2 separate regions of the Homo sapiens genome follow, and region 1 is linked to region 2. A link is a loop called in an ENCODE intact Hi-C map of the cell type or tissue named here. Cell type or tissue: body of pancreas. All regions are shown on one strand. Links, peaks and the distances in the headings refer to the core of each region. The heading gives the core; the rest is flanking DNA. Region 1 overlaps MGAT5 (alpha-1,6-mannosylglycoprotein 6-beta-N-acetylglucosaminyltransferase). Region 2 overlaps MGAT5 (alpha-1,6-mannosylglycoprotein 6-beta-N-acetylglucosaminyltransferase).

Region 1 (7,564 bases), core at 1-2,500, 48 kb before region 2:
GTGGGTGAAACCACTTCCCAAGGGCACATAGCCAGCAAAGGGCAATGTCAAAGTTTGAAATCCTGGTTTCCTGGCTCTGGGTCCTTCTCCCTTTTTCTTATAGACACACCTCTCTATAGGGTGTGTCGTGTTGGCATTGGTAACAGGGCAGAGCTTCAGCACTCAGAAGCTGCCTGAGAAATGGGGAGGAGGACGTAGAAAGTGAGAGATTTTCTGAAACCATTGATGAGTATGAGACCTCAGCTTTGCTTTACCAGTGTATTTTAATTGTTCCTGTTTTCAAACTGCTGCTTGCAAATTAGACACTTCAGCTGCTTTTCCTTTCAAATATGTTTATTTGCAGCATTTTAGATTGGAAGGTACTCTAATTAGAGTGATCACTTTTATTTTGCTATCTTCATGTTTTTAAGAAATCAGGAATGAGGTGAATAAATTTCAAGAGGCATGTGATTTATTTTGAGGAGAGAGATGGAGAGGATATTTTTAGCTTCTGTCTTAAAAATCAGCTCTTCATTTAAAGCCTGGTGGTCAGCTGTCCTTTAAAGGGACCTTACGCTGCTATACCTGAATCAGAATCTCAATCTGTACACCTCAAACACAAAGAGATCGTGCCTGGAATTTAGAAGTTTGTTCTTAGCTTGGTGGGAGCAGGGGAAGGAAGGAGCCCAAGAGAGTCTTGTGTTTTAAGTGGCCTGGTTTGTCACGTGTCAAGTCCCCGCCTACAACAACAGCATGTTGACACTCGGTATTCTGAGGGGAGAGATTATGTGCATTATTACCAGTGGACACATCCATCATCATGAAGCCATGGGTATTAATGCATATGGCATGGGGCTGAGTGCCTCAGCAAGGAAATTTAGCAAGCACAGCCCTACAACTAGAGCTTAAAATTAGAAATGCACCTTAGTGATGTGGCATAGTGGAAACCAGCCTATGCTGTCCCACCCAGAAGGGGGCACCCCTGGGTCAGTGGACCCAGCATCTAGGACAGAAAGCCCTTGGTGAGGGATGGGTCTGCCCCACACCACACGAAGGCATTGCATCCTCTGAGGTCCATGGTGTCCCCAATCTCAGCCATAACTAAGTGCTGGGTAGAGCTCTTTCAGATGCATGAGCCTTGGGGACAGCGAGTTTGTGAAAGAATGTGCCTTCACATAATAATTTAAAAATCTCATTTGTTTCCGTGAATACCCACGTGAGATAATAGGGCAGGTTTAATATTCCTTCATTTTACAGATAAGAAAACTGAACTTTGGGAACTTGCCGAAGTCCCATAAGAAGTTAGTCAGAGAACTGGAATAAAAACACAGATTACTTCATTCTTGACCCCAAACTGCCTGCTAAATTTTACACAAATATGGATAGGGCCCCAGAAAAGGCCAGATTACCTCAGATCAGTGTGGGAGGGCTGGCCTGCCTGTGTAAAGGCTATTTACAGACAGAGACCAATTCTCCCCTGTCTCCACTCTGAGTAATTAATGCCACCCCTTCTGTGAGACTGCTGGTAAGAGCTGCCAAGCATAAGGATCTTCAAAAAGTCTTGTCTTTTTGAAGCAGTGCTGTTTACCCTGCGTATAATTATTATAACAATGAGAGCTTCCTGGCACATTAAATTATGTCTTATTTGGAGTCTGTCATCCCCCGTGCAGACAATGAAGTCAAGAGCTGGGATGGCACCAGAAGGGGCATTGCAACCTGCCTGAATCTGGCTGTCCTGGTGTCCCCAGAGAGGTGCCTTTTATTATCTATTGGGGCTTCAAAGAGAGGAACATCTCCAAATACTACTCTAGAATCATATGATTTATTATTTTACAGTAAATTAAGCACTGAGTGAAATTGTTTCAGCCCTTGACTCTGTGCCGCCATGCTTCTCCACAACATGGTGGCCTGGTCTCATGTTTTATGTAATTCAGAATCAAACTAATGAAGCTGTCCTGGTTGCACCCCACCCCCACCCCCACCACCTGCTGCTTTGGAAGGATCCAGGGAGAAGCACATGCATATTGAGTGGAGTATAAACTCCTTCCTTATGTGTGGTGCATTGAATTCAGGCTGCCCTTTTTATTCCTAACTTTGAGAGGCTGGCAGGAAGGTAAGGCCCTTGGGATGAAAGGTAAAGGTGTGTACCATCCCATAGAAGTGGGCCCTGCCTCACACGCCTTTTTCCCTTTCTGGTTTCCCAATGAAACTGGGCCTTCTCCACTCATCCCACCTCCCAGATTTCTACATAATTACTATATATGAGACGTGCCCATTGGAGCTGCCAAATGTGATTTTGCAGACAGGTCTTATCTTTCTCCCTTGGTTGTAAGATAATTACAAGTAGAAAAGTTGGAAATTACAAGAAAGCAATTACTTTTCATCCTGGCCTGCAGAAATTGTGTTCTGCCAGTCACTGTGTGTGTTCGTATTTTTATATTTTGCTTCATATGAAAAAAAACTTTTTGAAATTAATTTTAAGAATGTTTCTTGATCAACTGAGTAAAGATCAATTGACATCTGCTAATACTGTCCTTTAACATGAATATATGAAGAGTATTACTTTGATGGAATCCCTCACAGATTTACAACAGTTAATACTGGAAAACACAAAATGTAATGTTATTCCTTACTAAGAGAGACCAATATATAGATAGAATTCTCCCCCCTTCTTGTTACCAAGAAATACACTAAAATGATTTAAAAGTATTAATGTATTACTTTATATTTTTCATATTATTTTTAATTTATTCTTTACTGATGTGATTGGGTGGTACTTGGCCTCTGTGGTTTGGTTCCTGGCCTTTGGGGCCTCAGTTTAATTTTCAGAGGAAGCCCCGTCACACCTACTGCCAGTGTGACCATGCAGTTTTCCAAAATTCTTCCCTGACAACTCTCACAGGATGGTCCTGTAATAATAGGAGACACTTCTCCCTTGCCTTTAAACAGTATCTGGCCAAGCTCATCAAGCTATCTCCTCCTTTCAGGAAAGGATATTCAGTCCATGATTTCCTGACCCTTTAGGGATTCTATAAAACATGCAATTTCAGTTTGCCAAGGCAAAACCTTCCACTGTGACAGCCCTCTTTGTCACTAAACAGTCTGTTTTCTGTGGTTACTGCCCAGATAGGTGGAAAACAGAAAGCTCTTGGAGGAGTTTGCTGACACATTTGGGCTGTGGTGGTGTGTTTTCAACCTACCAGCCTGTTTTCTGCATGGTAGTATAGCTGGTGGGCTTTGTTGCTTTAGGACCATGCCAATCAGAGTAGATGAAGGAACATCATTATCCGTAAGTGACTGCATTTGCATTGAGGAAAAGAGAAACCAGCTCTGCAATTTGAAGGCCTCCTGCCCTTCTTAAAGCAGAAAGGAGGTCATGCCAAAGGGTTTCTTGTTTTCATAAACTGGCTGGTGGTTCCCCAGGGTCCTTTAAGAGCCATTCGTTAAATGGCAGAAAGCTCTGTGCTAAGGCAGAGAAAATCCTGAAAAACAAAAGTGCTGGAAAATAGAGACCCACACTGACCAGTTCGGACTGAGAGATGTAGAGTGGGCATAAGCATTGGTTCCACATGGGCAGTGATGTGAAGATGCTAGCCAGCTCAGGACTCTCATGTCTAGCTTGTCCCGTTTTATGGCTTTGGAGTAGTATTAGCACCTTGTTTTTAAAAGCAAGGGTACATACTTAAACATATTTTAAATGCATTTTATTCCCAGTGCTGGCTCAGCACTGTACATGTAATAGTTGTCTAAAAGAACCATTAAGTGGTATTACTTCCTATTTATGGATGAGACATTTGCCATCAAGTTGCAAATACAGGACCATTGCTCTTTCCGTACCACCCATTTAGCCTCAGAAATCTCCCTATGTCTGTCTTTGGACCAGAAACCAAAATTCTCACCTAATTGGACAGTAGAGAATAATAAGTAAAGTGTTTGTGGCTGTTCTTTCTTCCTGTTCGTTCCCCCAGATAGGCAAATTCTAGAGCCACTCAGTATCATACTTGAGACCCATTGCCCAAGATGAATCCTAATTTATACCAGATGAGCTCAAGCCAAGACTAAATGTGGAGGCCAGTACATGAAAGGAAGCAGACTCCCCTCTTTTTAGGGCCTGTGGGCCAATAGGTGGACCACAGACTGGGCTGGAAACAAGACAGCAAGCTTCCCCTTATTGTGCCACTGCAATCATTGAGCACCATCTTTTTCTCCTAGAGAGGTAAGGGTTTGGGAAGGAAGAGACAGAGGTGAACAGGCTTTGAGATTCTTAGCTTCCAAGGGTTTTTCAGAGCCCCACAAGGTTTGAGTGGGACACAACAAGGACCACCCCATACATATATACCTTGACCTTGGGTGGTTACTTGAGATAAATGAGCCAAAGACTGCAGAGACTTTAAATTGTTCTGAAATGTAAATTTTTTCGGCTACACTGCTGAAATTCACAGAGATTTGCATTTTAGAACTTACCTCCAATCTTGGAATAAAATAATTTTTCATCTTTGTTGAATTTTAGACTTCAGGAGCAAGCAGATGAGGTAGTTTCTTTTTGTCTCTCTCCTCTCTTTTTCTTTTTTGTTTGCCTTGCAGTTCCTAAGTGAATGTGGTACTTAGGAGCAATATAAAAAGGAGGATGAATCAACTATAAAATATACCTTTTAAGTTTTACAACTCTTTTTATTTTGTTTTTGATTAGAATACACACTTAGGTAGTCTTGGACTTTAAGCTCGTTTGCTGGAAGCAGGTGGAAAGTGAAGGAATGTGCCGTGCCCGAGATCCATGTTTCCCACAAGTCCATAAGTCCTTTGTGGTTTGTGTGCCTGCCCTCCTTGTGTTTTTCACTCAGCCAGCTTGTATTTACTGAGCGCTCGCTCGCCCTGTGCCAGGCCTCTGCCAAGCCTACTGGTTCTGCCCTGGAGAAGTTCACAGTTCCAGCCATCTGGGAACATCCAGTGACAGTGCAGCCCAAGCAGGAAGATGGTTAAGGCACAGAGGAGACAGCATTGACCTTCACCTGGGTGGATCCAGGACTGCCTGCTTGTAAAGGAGGAGGAGGCAGGAGTCCATCCAGAAGAAAAGGAGGGAGGAGAGAAGGTTCTTTTGGGCATTAGCAGTGGCAGACCAGGTGTGAGAGAGCAGGAGAGGTTTGGGAATGAGGGATAAGTTAAGTGTAGGCAGAGACCTTAGCAGATGACAGAGGGAATAGTTGGAGTTAAAGCTGGAGAGCTTGCAGAAGCCCAGATTGTGAAGGGCCTTGTGTGCAGTGTTGGGAAGCTCTTTATATAGGGGAACAAAACTTTGAGTTTTGGAACCTAGTGACAATAAGGAGGATGGGTTGAAGGAATGAGAGCCTACAGACAATGTCTTAGCCCACAGCCTCTAGGAAGCAGGGCCTGAGACAAAGACTAAAGTACCAATATTTTGCTGCAGAAGGAGTTGCAAATCCAGGGCAGCAAGGATGAAGGAAAAGGGAAGTGCAGGGTAACAGACGGTGTGTCTGACCATGCTGGCTCCTGCCTCACCAGGGGCCACAGAGACACAGCAGCACATTGGGCTGCCTGGACTCTCCCCAAAGGCCTGCAAGGAGGAGCTCTACCTTGGAATAGTGGAATAGTCTGGAGGAGAGAAAGGAGGTGGGTTTTATTCGCCCTGCTCCTTCCTGTGTCCTGTTTGCCATCAACCTTGGTTCACCTCATAGATTTCTAAGGCCCCTATAATTCTGCGATGCTATTTAGGAAGGAGGACCCCATCACCCCATCCCATGGTAAGCTTATTCCCCATCTGGCAGCAGAGGGCAGCCTGGTTTGTGTGAGCACTGACTGAAAAAGAGAGGAGCAGGGGCAATCTGAAAGGGCTCCTAAGGAGCGTGCCACTGTTGAGACAACGAGCCCAGCCCAGACATTACGATAGCAGTTCATGCAGGAGGGGGCTGGCAGAGCAAATGGAGGCGACCTGTAGTGGAGGGAGGTTTACAAGATCTTCATTCTGTGCAGTTGACAGCCCCAACCCCAACCTTTATAGGAGTTACGTTACAGTAACAGTAAAGTACTCCCATGGCTGGTTCTGGTCAATGCATACTCTGTGGCCTTGTGTTTCTTAAATAAAAAATAGGATTCATTATTGTATGTTTGTAAAACCAGGTAACAGGCCGATTTCCATATTTGTGGGGAAAGAGGAGGAGCTGCCACAGGCTGAGTATCCCTTATCCAAAATTCTTGGGACCAGAAGTGTTTTTGATTTTGGATTTTTTCAGATTTGGAGATATTAGCAAATACTTAACTGGTTGAACATCCATATTCCCGAAAATCTGAAGTTGAAAATTCTCCAGTGCTCAGCATTTTGGATGACGTGAGCTGTGGACCGAGACCCTGCCACTGTCCTGTTAGGCCTTCTCTGTAGGACTTAAATTTTTCTCTGCCCTCCATGGAGTGGGACACACGCTTGCCTCTGCAGCCTGGTTTTGTCACCCTGGAGAGGGATTGACAGCACTTCCCAGGGAGGACTACTGCTGCCTAAGACTCACAGATGTTCACCCTGGAGGAGCCAACTTTGGGCTGAGCTGCAGAATTTTTTAATGACAGGTCATAAGGTGCTGCGTGAATGAGGGGAACTGACGTCCAGGAGAAATATGTGTGTCTGCAGTGGGGAGCAGGGGTGTTACTGGGGAGGATACTGCTATTCACCAAAGAACATTCCTATACCCTAATTCACCAGCTAAAAAGGAAGTTGGAGATCAAAGAGATATCCGCATCCCCATGTTTATTGCAGCACTATTTACAATAGCCAAGATACGGAATTAGCTTGAGTGTCCATCAGCGGATGAATGGATAAAGAAAATATGTACATAATGGAATACGATTCGGCCATTTAAAAAAATGGCAGTCTGTAGTTTGCAGCAATATGGATGGAGCTGGAGATCATTATGTTAAGTGAAATAAGCAAGTCACAGATGTCGAATGTTCTCACTCCTATGTAGGAGCTAAAAAGGTGGCCCTCATGGAGGTAGAAAGTAGAATGACAGATACCAGAGGCTGGGAAAAGGGGTAGGTGGGAATAAAGAGTAGTGAGTTAATGTGCAAACATAAAGGTGGATAGAAGGAATAAGTTCTAGTGTTCAATAGTAGACAAGGGTGACTATAGTTACCAACAGTATATTGTCTATTTCAGATTAGCTAGAAGAAAGGACTTGAAATGTTCCCAAAACAAAGAAATGATAAATGTTTGAGGTGATGGATACCCTAAATACCCTGATTTGATCATCACATGTAGTATCCATGTATTGAAATATCCCATATATCCCATAAACATGTACAATTATTATCAATTTAAAAATGTTGTAAAATAAGTTGGGGAAAGCTTCTGATTCTCTAGTTCTGCATTCTACCACTCCCCCCTGCTGTGGACTTACAGGAGTGTTGCGTAAATTGAATTGTTTTTCTAAAGCTTTCTCTCCAAGCTCTAAATATCTTATGACTGGTTCTGAACATGTACCTGCCTCCAGCTACAACCATAAACAGCTGAAGAGACACTGACAACACTGCTCATTGACTCCAGCATGCGCTCTCCTTCCCTTTGCATCTCCTCCCCTCA
Region 2 (2,500 bases), core at 1-2,500:
ATCTATACAAGCACAAGGTTAAAAAAAAAAGAAAAGAAAAATGGCAACAGTATGCCCTCTGGATGCAGCTCTGGGCCAGCCCCTCTTCTGGTGCTACACCCACCTCCATGCCAAGGGGCCCGCCTGGCAGCATGAGACCCTCATATCCCTGTGGTGGCATTCCACATGACAGACAAGGGAGGGACAGAAACATTTCCTCGGCTTGCGTCAGTGCTAGGAGCCCTGGGCCCTGAGATTACTGATCAACTCCTCCTCCGCACAGATCTGGAAAGGAAACGTGAGGAAAAGTAGGCTACTCTAGAAGGACACACATTGAAAAGTACATCTCCTTACCACTCCTGGTGCTGGTACTCCATGTTACTGCTCAGTGGCAGTCCTCCAACCCTCTCCTCACCCCCGAGTCCTCCTTAGACCTGCTGGTTTCCTCTATTCCCTCTAGATCCCAGGGTCAACTGGCTCTGCCCCACTCGGAGCACTTAACACACATTCTTGGTAGGGGGTGCCATATTCCTGCTCATCCTATCACATGCTACTTAGACTTCTATTTCTCCAGTTCTTGAATATACGAAATGTTGTACAGAAGATCCTCAAATAATGTCATTTTGCTATAATGTTTAGAATGAAGAAAGTTGATTCCTGGTCGGGCCCACTGTCTGTGTGGAGTCAGCCCATTCTCCCTGTGTCTTCATGGGTTTTCTCCAGGGTCTCTGGTTTTCTCCCACATTCCAAAGCTGGGCACCTGAGGTGAACTGGCGTGTCTACATGGTCCCAGCATGAGTGAGTGGGGGTGCGCATGAATGCACCCCGCGATAGAACCATGTCCTGTCCAGGGCTGCTTCCCGTCTGGCACCCTGAGCTGCTGGGATAGGCTCCAGCCGCCCTCAACACTGAGCTGGAATAAGAGCGTTCGAAAACAAATGAATCGATACAAATTATTGTACAATAAAACTTCATAAAGTCTACGATAATCATACACATGCAAGAAATCAGAAGGGAACAGACCAGCTGGTGGAGGCAGGCCTGATTGCGGTGCCATGTTAGTGATTGATTGATAGTGAATTATGAGGTGGGAGGAGGCACTTCTTACGATTTTCACTTCGCAAATGTGTATTCCTCGATTGAACCCACCACCACAACTGCCGTCACTCACTGATTCACCAAAAATTGAGTAAATAATTTATCTTATTTGTATTTATTCATCTTTCTTAAATGTGTGTATAGCTCACATTTGTTTCAATGTTTAATATTAGAAGTGTTTTGGGTCTTTATTTAGAAGTTTGGTGATGTTTTTTGACAAGAAATGTACCATAGGAACTTAACTCTTGTTAATATCAATTAGCCTGTTGTAAAATTGGTTTCTTTATATTGTCATTTCGCTTAACGTTGCAGTTTCTGAGAGACTATTGACGACACTAAGTGAGGACTTACTGTGCTTGTTTTCAACCAACCAGCACTAAGTCCCTACCAAAGACACAGCACCATATGAGGTGGTGTCAGAAGTGTCTGCAGTCTCCTTGGCGTGATCTTCACCTCACAGCGTCAGAACCTTGCCATTGAGATAAAAGTAGCGCTTATGAAACAGTGTCGTATTAGGTAACTGCCAAGATAGGGTAGACACAGTGCCTTTGGAATCAGAGAAGAGAACAGACCAGCTGGTGGAAGCTGGTCTGAAGATGGGCCTTGAAGAGCAGAGGCTCTAAATAGCCTGGCTGCATAAGTGTTGATGGTGATGATTGAGAATAGCCACCCTTCACGGGCAGGCGTGGTGCCAAGCTCATCACAAGTATGACCTCTCATCCTGGAGCCCTTTGTGGAAGGCACTGCTGTTGGTCCCTGTCTTGAGGTTGAGTAAGCTGGTGGTTAGGGAGGTCAAGACCTGGGCTGAAGGCATATTCCAGCTGAGCCCCAATCCAGCCCATCCATGTGGCTCCCAACTCTTCCCCGTCCCTGTGCTCTCCCAGTGTGCCGCCTCCATTGCTAGGGTGGTTGGCAGGGCTGGGGATCCCCAGCTGTATCCTTGGACCTGTGGCTGATGGCTTCATTGTCGTTCTAGGACTTCTGCCATGGGCAAGTGATGTGGCCACCCCTCAGCGCCCTACAGGTCAAGCTTGCTGAGCCCGGGCAGTCCTGCAAGCAGGTGTGCCAGGAGAGCCAGCTCATCTGCGAGCCTTCTTTCTTCCAGCACCTCAACAAGGACAAGGACATGCTGAAGTAAGTGCCCTGGGGTGGGGGTGGGGACTCAGCCCCTAGACTCCAGCTGGCCTTGTTGGGTAGTCAGGTGAGAGGTACAGGTTTCCTCTTCCAAGCTACTGGGCTGTGGGGATAAGGTGTGGGAGGGGAGTAGGTTGCAGCAGGATCCCCCTAGAGAGTTAGCCCAGTGTTGTTACCGTTCCTTTTGGGTGAGATGAAGTCACCTGGCATGATGATGTGTTTAGAATTTAAATGGGAGTGTTGTATTTGCATAAATAAAGCTGTATCTGGGTTTGAAGATTGTGGGAGG

Evidence for each region. A loop is a pair of places that touch in the nucleus more often than their neighbours do. Peaks named below come from ENCODE experiments on the same cell type or tissue, not always from the same donor. Only the 100,000 strongest peaks of a DNase experiment are listed, where the experiment ranks them.
Region 1: it touches region 2 in a loop (1.8-fold over the local background); 4 of 110 quality-filtered maps call a loop at or near these places.

The regions. Positions count from the first base shown.
Region 1 is chr2:134,391,902-134,399,465 of GRCh38, forward strand. All of the region lies in intron 10 of MGAT5 (alpha-1,6-mannosylglycoprotein 6-beta-N-acetylglucosaminyltransferase), which reads left to right. Among named protein-coding and RNA genes, the nearest start is that of MGAT5, 140 kb to the left of the region's middle. RefSeq lists an enhancer at 52-161. In body of pancreas, for the core only: a CTCF peak has its summit at 952 (motif pointing right); no DNase peak of the experiment used is centred there.
Region 2 is chr2:134,439,705-134,442,204 of GRCh38, forward strand. MGAT5 (alpha-1,6-mannosylglycoprotein 6-beta-N-acetylglucosaminyltransferase) reads left to right here. Exons shown (of 16, transcript NM_002410.5): 15 at 2,054-2,211. Among named protein-coding and RNA genes, the nearest start is that of MGAT5, 190 kb to the left of the region's middle. In body of pancreas, for the core only: no CTCF peak of the experiment used is centred there; a DNase peak (open chromatin) is centred at 1,007; H3K27ac peaks cover 2,500 bases.